Linked DNA regions of Homo sapiens: regions 1 and 3 are each linked to region 2. The links are chromatin contacts, found by Hi-C in ENCODE. All regions are on one chromosome and are shown on one strand. The core of a region is the stretch at or near the end of the contact, and the rest is flanking DNA. Distances in the headings are between cores, read along the strand shown. Region 1 overlaps ITGA1 (integrin subunit alpha 1). Region 2 holds the start of FST (follistatin). Region 3 holds the start of HSPB3 (heat shock protein family B (small) member 3).

What was found. Hi-C counts contacts between places; a loop is a spot of excess contacts on that map. Pooled maps may share reads with other maps.
Region 1: a loop to region 2 is called in a map of naive thymus-derived CD4-positive, alpha-beta T cell, with 7 times the contacts of the local background. The contact joins the enhancer-like site here to the promoter of FST in region 2. A Hi-C loop is called at or near these places in 3 of 168 maps with a recorded cell type or tissue (CD4-positive, alpha-beta memory T cell and naive thymus-derived CD4-positive, alpha-beta T cell), 3 of 37 single-sample maps with no recorded cell type and 12 of 50 pooled maps.
Region 3: a loop to region 2 is called in a map of psoas muscle, with 2.7 times the contacts of the local background. The contact joins the promoter of HSPB3 here to the promoter of FST in region 2. A Hi-C loop is called at or near these places in 1 of 168 maps with a recorded cell type or tissue (psoas muscle), 1 of 37 single-sample maps with no recorded cell type and 2 of 50 pooled maps.

The regions. Positions count from the first base shown.
Region 1 is chr5:52,946,825-52,951,110 of GRCh38, reverse strand. It overlaps ITGA1 (integrin subunit alpha 1), which reads right to left. Exons shown (of 29, transcript NM_181501.2): 28 at 3,650-3,766. ITGA2-AS1 (ITGA2 antisense RNA 1) reads left to right here. Exons shown (of 4, transcript NR_186583.1): 3 at 2,204-2,286. Among named protein-coding and RNA genes, the nearest start is that of ITGA2, 40 kb to the left of the region's middle. Within about 2 kb of position 2,429, at least 6 of the 41 ENCODE cell types and tissues checked have a DNase peak (open chromatin) inside an H3K27ac peak, as active enhancers do.
Region 2 is chr5:53,478,329-53,482,434 of GRCh38, reverse strand. It overlaps FST (follistatin), which reads right to left and starts at 1,806. Exons shown (of 6, transcript NM_013409.3): 1 at 1,559-1,806. The coding sequence starts at 1,643. RefSeq lists an enhancer at 504-573.
Region 3 is chr5:54,454,270-54,458,383 of GRCh38, reverse strand. HSPB3 (heat shock protein family B (small) member 3) reads right to left here and starts at 2,685. Exons shown (of 1, transcript NM_006308.3): 1 at 2,007-2,685. The coding sequence starts at 2,594. The coding sequence ends at 2,142.

The sequences.
Region 1 (4,286 bases), core at 1,180-3,679, 530 kb after region 2:
TGCACTTTTAGGTTGGAAAATTTTTATTCAGGGCTCATGTCTTCTATTATGCCATCATCTAGTTGGTGGTAGATGAAGAAAAGGCGGTAACGGAACAAATACACATGAAAACAATAAGTTTTTCTTCCCCAAATGCCAGCTCTCCTACACGTCTCAGGCTTTTTCATATGAGCCAAGTATAAAAGTTCCAGATTCACAAACCATTAGGCTTCTTAACTTGTGCCTGCATGTCCTGAGTCAAAAATAAACAGACAAGGCTTTCACAAAAGCAGGTGGTGGATTCTAAGACTTTTTCTCCTTCCCACTCTGCTTTGCTTCTGATCTCTCACAGCTCTTTTTGCTTCTTTACAATGCTCCTTGGCTTCTACACATTAAATGTTCTATTTTAAAATAACTTCTGTTATCTAAGCACTCCACCCAACCAATTAACATGGGTTTTTAAGAGAAGTTGAGTGGCAAAGAGTGGAGATTAGGAGAAAATAGTTTATAGCTTCAAGATGGACTGGGCCAATCCTAGCCCAAATTTGAAACCAATAGAGTTTGTTTTCAGCCCCAACACTTTCTTTGCAGCACTGGCTTTCATTTTTTCCTTCCTGTGTTTGCTTCATGATCCCTTGTTCAAAACCCTATGGCAAAGGCTCTAATGAGGTGATAACTGTCAGAAAAGTAAGTGCTTAATGAATATAACATGGAATAATTGCTGAATGAATAAATTCATACTAATGTATAAAAGACTAAAAAGTGGTGAGACACCAGTCCCCATCCACACCCACCCAGAACATGTATATTGGATGAAGAATAAAGCTTTAGGATTAATAAATAAATCATCAGTTGAGGAACTTCAGGCATCATTATGACATCAAGTTAGGAGAGAGGAATGTTCTGAGTCTCTCATGGCTCCTGGTGTGCTGGCATCTCCCCCGGCATGTGGTACCACAGTTCAGGACAAGTTTCTCCACCTATTTAAACCTACGTCCCCTACAAGATTCCTCCCATCAATCATGAAGTGTATTAAGCAGCTACTAACACTTTGTCAAGCTTTAATTTTTGCCATGTGTATGATGAAGACAAAGATATAAAGACTGTGTCTTTTGAAAGTGAATCTCTGCTCTAAGAGAAACTTTTGGCCTGTCTCTTACACAGAGACTCAGACTTGGGAGTTCCAATGAACTCCAAACTGGTGGGATTCAGGAAAGGAAGGAAGAAGGGATAGTCCTGAGGTGTCTGATCCAGATCTAGTTAGAATAAAAAAGATGTCTGGGATAAGAGTAGCTCTTCTGAACCTACTGCAACTGAACTCATGCTTCAGGCAGCTTCCAACAGAACTTTAAAGTAGGGGGAAGTGGGATTAGCCTTCTTGATATAATGGAACTACCGAAAGTCTGAATCCAACCAGGGACCCTCATTCCAAAACCAAAGACAGTATTATGTGTTTAAGAGAGTTCATGACTCTCTTGAACAAAACCCAACTCCTGGAGCTCCAGAGTAAAGAGCCCTACCCTATAGCCTGCAGCAGTAGGATATATTGGAAAAAGAAAGAGCTCTGTAGATCATTCCTTGAATCCAGTCATTTACTAGCTAGTAATCATGGGAGAGTCACTTTACCTCCCTTTGCTTTAATGTCCTCAGGTGTAAAATGTAGTTAAAATACTTGGTCGAAAAGATTGTTGCAAGGACACCAGAGTGAATGGAAGCAAGAGAGAACACAGAGTGATAATAGTCAGTGGTTTTGGCACAGAATTCAGATCCTTACTCTGAATCTCACTATGTGTCTTTGGGAAATATACTTAAATTTTATGTTCTTCACTTAAAAGAGGAGGTTCATACGACCTCATAAGGTTGATATGAGTATTAAGTGGGAATGCTTAAAGCAGAAATGTTTAAAATAGCTCCCTGCACATAGTAAGCATTCGATAAGAGCTAGTTTCTTCCCTTCTACCTTAGAATCACAGTTCTGATTGCTGGGCCTCCCAATGAAGTGGCTGAACTATTTCTACCGGGTAAGACAGCCCAAAGTTTGTCAAATGATCTTCTTTTGGGCCTGCAATAATAATAATATTAATAATAACCTAAGAAGCTGTCAGAATGTATCAACACATCATTATCTGGATGAAACAATGAGCTTAGTTTTACATTTATGCTTTTTCAGACTACTGACTGAAAAATAGGTGACTGAAATTTCCTATTTGTTTGTCTGAAACAGAGGTACAAGGCCTGAAAGAACCTATCCAAATATCAGCTCTGGTTTTCCTCTTCTCCTGCCAGCGGTGTTCTAAAACCATAGAGGTAAGTGCAGTGCTGAGAACAGAAGACTATGCTGAAAAAAATCAACAGTAACACTCTCTATTAGAGGTGCATAGAAATGAAGAAACCACTTCCTATATTTCAAGTACAACCTTGACACCAATAAGCCAGGCCTTGGGTACCACAGTGTGGCAAAGCTAGGTATTACAGAGAGAACACTGATCCCTTATAAAGTAGAAGGAAGAGCTGGACATTGGCTATAGTGGAGAATTTTGTTTGGGGAACTTTGCTAGAGAAAAGCCATGGATTCTATTTACTGAATTAAATGCCACTGACCTACATCTGGCTTTGTTCACCATCTCCTCTGAGACTAAGCCCCTCAAAAGAGGAAGTGAGTCATAGGAGAGTAAGAAAGGATAGGAACAGTTGGTATTTCAGTGGGAGAGAAACTTGCTATTTAAACTATTTGATTAAATAATTATGTTGCTCAGGTAATAGAACAATTAATATGTAGCCACAACCTATATTTTTAACATAATTTAACTATTTAACAAAACAATAGGTAAAATCTAGGGGGATATTATGCTAGAATAAATGCTTATTTGATATTTAATTGAAAAAACATTCAACTCTGTATGGGATGTTATTCTCTATTCAACTTATCCCAAAAGCTGTCATCTCAATTCTACTTAATGTGAAAATTATACAGCTGCTAAGAGTTTTAAAAATCATGTCTATTTCAGCCTAAGCAAAACATTACATAAATATCCAGAGTTACTTGACACAAAATAGGTGGTTACTCACATTTACCACAGAATTTGAAATAGGAGTCTGTGAAACTTTAAGATCTCCCCTACATCAGCTGATCCCTTATCCTCCACTCAGGCACACAATTTATTACATAAAATGTGCCATATATATTTAAACATTAAAGAATTATTTGATATTTAAGACACATGGAGATGTGATTAAAACAAGGCTTATTTTAACCTTGAATCTACTGCTTATATATCCTTAAATTGACATAGGAATTCATTTTTTCTTTCTCTATAAAAGACAGTTTTCATTGTTCTCTGTTTATAAAAGAAATACATACTTATTATAAAATTTTAATTGTTACACATGTGAAAGTCCCCTATCATACTAAACTCTAGAAAGATACTTTTGTGAATTTTTGACTATTTCTAACTTAAAATAAGTTTTTTTTCCTTTACAAAAATTGGGTCAAGTTGTGTGCAGTGTTTGAAATACGCATTTTTCTTTTTTCTTTCCCTTAGTCATCATTTCAACGTTTGTTTCATTGCTGTAATAATACTATATTACATAGTCTGAATATATCAGAGCTTATTTCTCCAGTTTGCTGTTGATGATTGAAGTAGAGAGTCAAAGGAATTTTGGTGTTTACCTTCCACAGTGCTAAAATGAGCAGCATTAACAGCAACAATCCGGCAAAAGCACTCAGCAGGATGACCCATAATGGCACTCTGCCCGGTAGCCCATCTTTGGATATTTGAATAGCAAGCTGAAAATTATTAAACAAGATTGTTAACATAATAAACACCTATTAGAACTCCTGGAACATTGAGTTCTTGCAGGCTACAATTCTCTACCAGTGCATTAATCTCGTTACTATATAATGAGAAAACATTAGATTTACATTAGAAAATGCTCTTCATCTAGTCTAAATCTCTAACTATGTCAAATTTATTATTACCAAAAGGTATTTATAATATTATCCTTCTGAAATTTATACATAAAGGGTTAAATGTCAATGGATTGGAATGCTCAAGGGGAGGAGTGAATTTCTGTTTAACTCAGGGAGAACCAAAGTATTATGTGTGTTAAAGATTAATTAGTACACTACTGTATTATCACAATAGCATTAGTTTAGATTGGAATGTCGCAGTTTGTTGTCATAAGAACCTGAGAAAGTCTCCTTATTTTATTTCTAGTGTGCATAATTTTTTGTTTATAAATTGAAAGTATAATGCATACATGTCAAGTGTATGGGTAAGTGAATGTTTGCATATGTATTCACTCCC
Region 2 (4,106 bases), core at 557-3,056:
TCATGTAGGCGGGTACAGGAATTATTTGTGACAGGGGTTAAGAAAGTAAGAGAACGAGAGAGAGGAGAGAGGAGAGATGGAGGGGAGAGAGAGGGAGAAGGAAAGAGAAAGAAAGAAAGAAAAGAAAGAAGAGAAAGAAAGAAAAGAAAGAGAAAGAAAGAAAAAAAGGAAGAAAGAAAGAGAGAGAGGAAGAAAGAAAAGAAAGAGAGAGAGAGAGAAACAGATCAAGCAAAAGGCACTTCTGAAAAATGAAAGCAAAAAAGCAACCCGGCCCAGCCCGGAGCTACCCCGCGCGGCCTCCAGGCGCAGCCAGCCCGACGGGCCCGTTTTGCAATCCGCCAGACCGGAGCACGCCCGCGGCCACCGCGATCTTTCGAAATCTCCGAGGGCTGCTTTCCTCCGCGCCCACGTCCGGGCACCAGGCAGAGCCTCTCCTCTAAAGGCGGGCAACCCAGCGCAGTGCCATGCAGACGGCGAGGGGCAGTGCCCAGGAGGGCAGTTTACAACATACTTAAAATGTTAACGCTGAAGCAGGGAAAGTAATGCCTTAAGGTGGGGGGAGGGGGGAGTCTTCCTACCATTTCACGGTTATAAGTACCTATCTCATACCTAGCAAGAAATATTTGCAAGTGATTTCTCCCTCTTCCCCCTTTTTAATGTTCGGATTTGGGTCGAGAAGACTTCTCATGAATCACCAATATGACTTTAACAATCATTGGATCGCAAGCTGCTATTATTATTTTAAACATTCTGCCCAAAGACTAATTGAAATAAACAAATCTATTTTTAAAAGGCAAGCTTCAGAAATTTGCTCTTAACCCATTTCAGAATTTAAGTCAGTTATGGGCTGCTCACTGTTTTACAGAAAGCTAAGGGTCAGAAAGAAGAATGAGGCAGAGGGGAAAAAAACTGTAAAGTGCTCAAAGCACTTTGGGGTAATAATTTGGCTTTTTTTTTTTTTTTTTTTTTTTTGCGAGAATGGGGGATGGGGTTGGAAGAAGCATCCACTAGGCAGAAAGCTACTTCCCTTGAAAATCTTCAGCACCCACATTTCCAAGTTTGGGCAAAGTTTCTGAAACCACGTCCCCCAGCCACCAAATAAAATTCAGTATCTCTCCCCCAAACCCCCAGGTTTTCTTTTCTTTCTTTCCTTTTTTTTTTTTAAGTATCCAAAAGATGTGGGAGGGAGAGAGATGAGACTGCAAATGGGTCGACTGAAATCTCCAGGCTACTACTGATACTTGTTCCCTTCTTCAGAGCCAAACAGAGGAGATCACATCTAAAGTTATCATGGCCAGAACTTGGAGCATTTAACCCTAACTACTAAGACCCCAGCTCGCTCCCTTTCCTTTTTCAAGATAACCGAGCTCCAAACTCAGTTCCCAGTCCTAAAGTGTCATTGCCTACAATTTTCCCACTCCTCTCCATCCCGGAGTCCCCAAGTTGGTTCAACATCTTCCGAGAGCAGCGTTGCTCAGAACAGACCAAGTGGAGACCACAGAAAAGTCGACCCCCCTGTCCTCAGCCAAGCCTCCCCAGCGCATCCCCACTCGCTTACCCTGGGCACTGCGGTCCTCCATGAACTGGCAGAGCAGCAGCAGCAGGAGGCAAAGCCCACCCGGCTGGTGCCTCGCGCGGACCATCCTGGGGGCAGGCGCGGGGCGAGGAGCGCAGCGGCGCGGGGAGCCGGCGCGGCGGCGGGTGGCTCGGGCGAGCGGCGCGCGTCGCAGAGGCCAGCGGCGGAGGGCGCAGCGATCCCGGCGCAGCCCCGCGCTCGCCGCCGGCCGCCCGCGCGATTCAATGGACGTCAGAAGCCGGGCGCAGCCGCGCTTTAAATCTAGACGGGGGTCTCCGCGGTTTGCGGTGGGCGGTCTCCCAGTGTGTGGGGCTGTGGGAGGGCGGCCGCGAGCGAGGGTGTGCGCGGCTCCTTGGGGGTGGGGAGCTTTCAAAAGTTCAGTGTGAATCAGGTGACATTTCCCACCTTCTGGAAACCCTTCCCAATTATCTTTCGGAGGTGCCCGAAATCAAAACGGCTGGAAGGGAATCGTCGAGTTCTTATTTGCGTAGGAGCGAGAGGGAGGGGGAAGGCGACCGGGGCGGGGGTTGGGGGCTACGCGTCGGGGGTGGGGAGTGGGGAAGAACACCCACTTCAAGTCCTGCTCGCCGCCGCTCGCCGGCAGCGCCGGCGCGCCCGGGGTGGCGGGTGTGTGTGTGAGTGTGTGTGTGAGTGTGTGTGCGCGCGCGCGCGAGTGTGAGAGGGAGGGCGCGGTGGGGGCGCTGGAGGCGGTGGCGGGGGGAACCCGGGAGTTTGTCTCCGTGCTGCCTCTCCTCCGCTCCAAAGAGACTTTTGCAAACGGCCGAAGAGCCCCGGGCTGCCCAAATATCCCGCCCCGGGTCGGGTCGGAGCGCGCCGGCCTCGCGGCGGTTCCGGGCACCCGCAGCCTGGGCGCGGGACCCGCGAGGTTTTGTGTCTGGGTCTGTGAGTGCCTGACTTTGCAGCCACCCCCAGCCCAGAGGTGTTGCTAGGAACCCCGGCCCCGGCACCTTCCACCCTGGCAGAGCGCTACCGAGACGCGGCCCTTCGTCTGGACTAGTCGGAAGCAAACAAAAATGTTTAACACCTCAGGCCCGGTCTCCCCGCGGCACAGCCTCGCCCTCTCCCTTTCTTTTCTCCCCTTTCACTTCGCGGCGTCTGGAGTCGGAGCCCGGAGCGGGGGCGCCGACGTAGGCGGTCTGGCCCCCCCTTCCTCTCCCGCCTGGAGACTCCCCAGTTTCTGTCCTGTGTGCCTCTGTCTGTCTCTCAGTCTCCTCGGCTCCAATCTCTCTCTCTTTCTGTCTCGTCTTCTCTCTTTTCGCGGAATAAAAAAGATTGCAACATCCATAATGAACTTCTGTAGCCTCAGTTTATTAAGTACAGTGCCTGGCATTCTTCGCTGAAAGTTGGCGGGTCTCTCATTTATAACATTTTTGGCACCGCTGAATGAAACTGAGGAGGCGATATTTCCTTTTATATAAAACGATTACTTCACGGAAAATGCTATATTGTTTATTCCAAAGCTGCCTTTTAAATTTGTTCTTTTCGCATCTGAAGCCCGAAGGACAACAGATAGCGAAGTATGCAGACAAAATTCTTGGACATTCGCAGGTCACTGGGATTTGTTCTACGAATTTCAAATCTGCCCTTCTTCCCCCCCTGCAACTGCCCTCCCCCCGCCAGACCCTCCCCCAGTCCTCCTCTAGCCCTCCCACCCCCCATCTTCCGTCAACCTTCCCCCCTCCACAACTGCAAATAACTCAGTGATAACAGATTTTTTTCCACCAACTGCAGGAGATAGTGCTAATCTTTTAATAAAAGATCCCATTACAATGGGATCTGTCTGGACAGACTATAATAGATCCCGAAATACAGCCGTGCTAATATTAGAAGACAGTTGTTTGGGTGCCTCTCAGACGGGCCCAAGCCCCCCTTTGAAAGTGGGCATGAATCACAAAGCCCCGCGGCCGCCGCACCTGCACCGCGCGCATTCGGTGCAGCAGGCTGGTAAAAGCGGGTGACCTCGCCGCCGCTTTTCGCTTTATAATTACCGTCATGAGGACGGGAGGGGAGGGGCTCGGGCGGCCCGGGGGAGACTGGATTTTGCTCACTTCAGACGGCTGTGGGGGCTCCACATCCTTCTTAATCTTTCCAGAATCATTCTGTCTGTTTCTGTCTCGCTGTCTCTCTCCCCTTCTCCCTTTCCCTCCAGTCCTCCAACTCATTCCCTCTGCTCTCTTTCCCCTACTCCTTCCCCTCTTCTCTCCTTCCCTCCCTCTACCCAGACTCTACCCGTACTCTCCCTCCCTTTTCTCCCTCTCTTTCTTTTCCAGTCTCCTTTTCTCTCTTCCCTCCAACTCATTAATGTAGAGTTGTTTAGTGCCCTCTAATGGCAGACGACATTAACAATTAATAGCAAACTGTCCCCTTTGCAGGAGCCGCCACTCAATGGCAGAGTTCCAAAGCTGAATTTATTTCTTCTTTATTCAGAGAAATGGTATAGTCCTTATACAATGATGTGCTGGAGGGAAAGTTTGTTTTCTCTGCTTAAAGGTTCCCCCACCCCTGCCCA
Region 3 (4,114 bases), core at 1,436-3,935, 980 kb before region 2:
GGCCCATCAGGGTCAGCCTGCTTGGGCTCAGAGTGGGGCTGAGAAGGGCAGAGAATGGTTTGACTTGGTGGGAGTGGGGAGGGCAACAGACAGTAGCCAGTACAATCAGGATATCAAACTCCATACAGATATAATCCTAATTTTGTGAAAAGTGATACATGTATTTATGTAGTCCTGTTGTTGAACAAGATATTTAAAATAGCTGCCTCATGGTAGCAGAAGAACCATAGATGATTTTTATTATTTATAGTGTTTGGTATATTTCCCAAATCAAAAAAATGGCTATAAGACTTTAAAATTTATCTTTAAAACTTATCTATATCTTATCTATAAGACTTTAAAATTTATCTTGTAAAAACAAGAGCTCATTAGACATGTGTTTACTTTAATTTTATTTTTAAAGAGAATATTTTCTATCAGTGGCTCCTCATGGTAGGAATTTCACCTCCTGAATTTTCCCGGGAGGAGGATCTCATCTAGAGTAAGATCAAGGCCGAAAGAGAGGGTTTTTTTGTTTCTCACCACATTAGTTTCTTTTCACACTATTCTGCCAATCACTGGGAAAGAATGATAATCCAGACAAATGGTATCCCAGTTCTGATCATATTAGTAGATCTGGAATCTCAACGACTGCTATTAACTTTGTTATGCAGCCAAGCTGATCTGTGATATTCACTTGGTCAAACAAAATTTTTCATATCTGAGTTGGACACACAAACCTCCATGTATAGGCATAAACCTCAGATATGCATATAACTGCAAAATCTTTTCAATTTAATTAGACAGTAAACATTCTTCTCAGATTACATTTGTTTTCAAAATAACTTTTAGAACTGTTTGATTCGTTTTTCTATTGCTTCATGTCTTTTACATTTTAACTTGAGCTACAGTAAAACAACGTGGGGGAGTACTGGGATACTGTCAGCAATCTGCATTTGCCCTGGTGTTTTCCACACCCTGCATTCCATGTCTATTCTTAGCACTGTCCTTGGGCTGCTTGTCAGCTCACATTCAGTGCGGGGTAAAAGGCAGGCAGCCACTGCCTCTGAAGAAATACTTAATGTATACAGAATGAGATAGCAAACCTTTGGAATGTCCCAGAGCAGCTGTTGAAGGCACTAGTCCTTAACCTCTACCAATGTCTCCACCTTGAGCCAAGGCAGTAGTTTGGGAGAATATAATAAGCACCAATCATCAGATGTGCTGTGTAAACTCAGACACGCAGTGTAAGCTCAGGTGTTGAACTTCCATTGGCTGCCAGGCTATTTAAAGCTAAGGATTATGCAGAGATAGCAGATGTGTTACATTTTGCCATCTAAGTTTATGGAGCATCTAAAAAGCACAGATTAAAACTCACTGAATTCAGCAATCAAACTTTTAAAAGTGGTGTCCTTAAGCTTCATATTAATTTACAAGAGGATATGTAAATACATATCTCATGAACATTTTGTACGTGTCCATAGAACTTATACTATCTTTAAAAAGTCAAAACACTTCAGATAGGATTCAGTATATCTTTAAAAAGATGAATGAGGTACATATTTGAACTTTTTAAAAATAAGATTTATATCTGAAAATTCCCATTGACCTTTAAGGCAGTAACAACTATACTAAATCATAAATAGATATCAGACCCAATTTCCAAATACTGTATTTTAATTTTTGCACTCCATATTTATAAAACCTCATTTTAATTAAAATACATTAAAAAGAAAAGCTTATCGAGTGAAGGGAATCACAACTCTTTTTGGCAAAATAAAAGATTTTCATAAAATGGATAGGAATTCCTTAAATGGGTATAGCTCTTTTGCCATCAGTGATTACAAATGCAGCTGGCATTGTTGGAATAATAAGAAACAATTCGGAGTCCTCTCTAATATCCAAATACAGCCTTCTGTATTTTCAATGTTTCAGTTGTAAGAATAGTATCAGTTTGAGCCACACAAACATATTTACAAATTTTCCTTTCTGAGTAAGAATAATAAAGACAACCTCAACATACCAGGAACTGTGTATATATTTTTAATCTTCATAAAAATCATAGCAAATCATTTCAAATGTGGGTAATACAAACATTCTCGTAGTACCAGTGGCTGAACCATCATCTTCCCCATGTCATCTGAACAGGAACCGATACGATGTCACTTAGTCCCAACTGGATCCTTTACTTCCACCACCAAAATTCCATCATGACAGAGGACTGCAGACAAATCTTTGATTTCCACACCATCTGGTAGTTTGTACTGTCGGGTGAAGCTTCTTGAGATAAAACCGTGCTCATCCATTCTGGTTCCGTGTTGTGCTTTTATCAGCAGCCAGCCTTCGAAGGTCTGAATGATGATGTCTTCAGGGAGGAACTGGACCACGTCCAGCAGGATCTGAAAGTGGGATTTGCCTTCTCGGGGTGGCGTCTCTGCCGCTGAGTCCACTGGAGGAGACTGCGCTGCCCTGGTTTTCCTCAGGTCCACGATGGTTGGCCCAGGCAGTGCATATAAAGCATGATCCAGCCTGCAGTCTTCTAGACCTCGAGCTTCAAACTCTTCCTGGTAACGCACTGGAATCTCTATGAGGTGCCTCAAAATGATTTTTGCCATAGTGAAGGCAAAAACAGCCTTGAACAGCCTCCTTCTGCCAACCTTCCACTGCCTTCAGTCAGTGGCGAGCCCCTGCAGTTGCCTACTGACTGGATTACCAGTTGAAGCAGCTAGTGGTTTATAGCCGTGCCCAGACGCAATCACTTAATTAGGCCTGAATCATAGCACGGAATGCTCTCTTGTCTTTTCACACATGCTGACAATGAACGGCTATTTATAGGGCATGTTTCCCAGTGCATTTAGCACACAGCCTGCACAAGCTGCCCAGTCATGGATTGCCCTTACATTCTCAGTTATCCTTGGCAAATGTGTCTGCCTTGCTTACTTCAAGAAAGAGAGTGGGAATCGAAAATGGTATTTGAAAAATATCTGGGTGAGGCCAGGTGCGGTGGCTCATGCCTGTAATCCCAGCACTTCGGGAGGCTGAGGCGGGTGGATCGCCTGAGGTCAGGAGTTCAAGCCCAGCCTGAACAATGTGGTGAAACCCTGTCTGTACTAAAAACACAAAAATTAGCTGGGCATGGTGGCTTATGTCTGAAATCTTAGCTACTTGGGAGGTTGAGGTAGGAGAATCGCTTGAACCAGGAGGCAAAGGTTTCAGCGAGCCAAGACCATACCGTTGCACTCTAGCCTGGGCAATAGAGTGAGACTCCATCTCAACAAACAAACAAACAAACAAAAACCAAAAATATCTGGGTGGGTGCTTTCTCCCTGTGAACTTCAGTAATCTAAGGGAATAGGACTTCTTAGAACAGTCAGAGATGTTCACTCATAATATGAACTGGGATCACATTTTCCCTCGTCTCCAGATACAAAGCTGGGGAGGGCAGAATCTAGCTGTAATTCAGAAAGAATTAATACACACATATTCAAATCTCAGCCATTCAACAAACTGCCCTGTGTCCTATGCATTTCCTTTTATTTTATCTTTTAGTCTTTTGGGCTAAAAGACACATTATCTGGGTTTATTTACATCTGACTCATCAAAATTAGATCAGATGACTAAGCTAGAGAAGTGACAAACGTCAGATGGGGGCTGCAGGGGCATAGGATGGGGAATTTTAGTGATGAAAATAGAGCCACAAAGAAGAGAAAAATGTCAAAGCTTTGAATGATTTGATATGAACCTCCAAAAATCTAAGGATTAATCTTGTCACAGCTCTGCTACTGAGTTGGCAAAAATAAATTAAATATAATTTCCCCACTATATCACCCTTTATACTAAACTTACCCTGAAAAAGAATGAGGCAACTCCTTATCCACAGCTATGGAAGAATCTCCAAGATATGTTAAATCAAAAAGAAAAGTCCAGGGCAATATATGATATGCTAGTGTTTATACTTTTTTTTTTTTTGAGACAGAGTCTTGCTCTGTCACCCAAGCTGGAGTGGGTGACAGCCTCGAAGTCCTGGAATCAAGAAATCCCTCACTCTCAGCTTCCTGAGTAGCTGGGACTATAGAACCATGCCACCATGCCCAGTTAGTTTTTTTGATTGTTTTTTTAGAGATGGGGGTCTTGT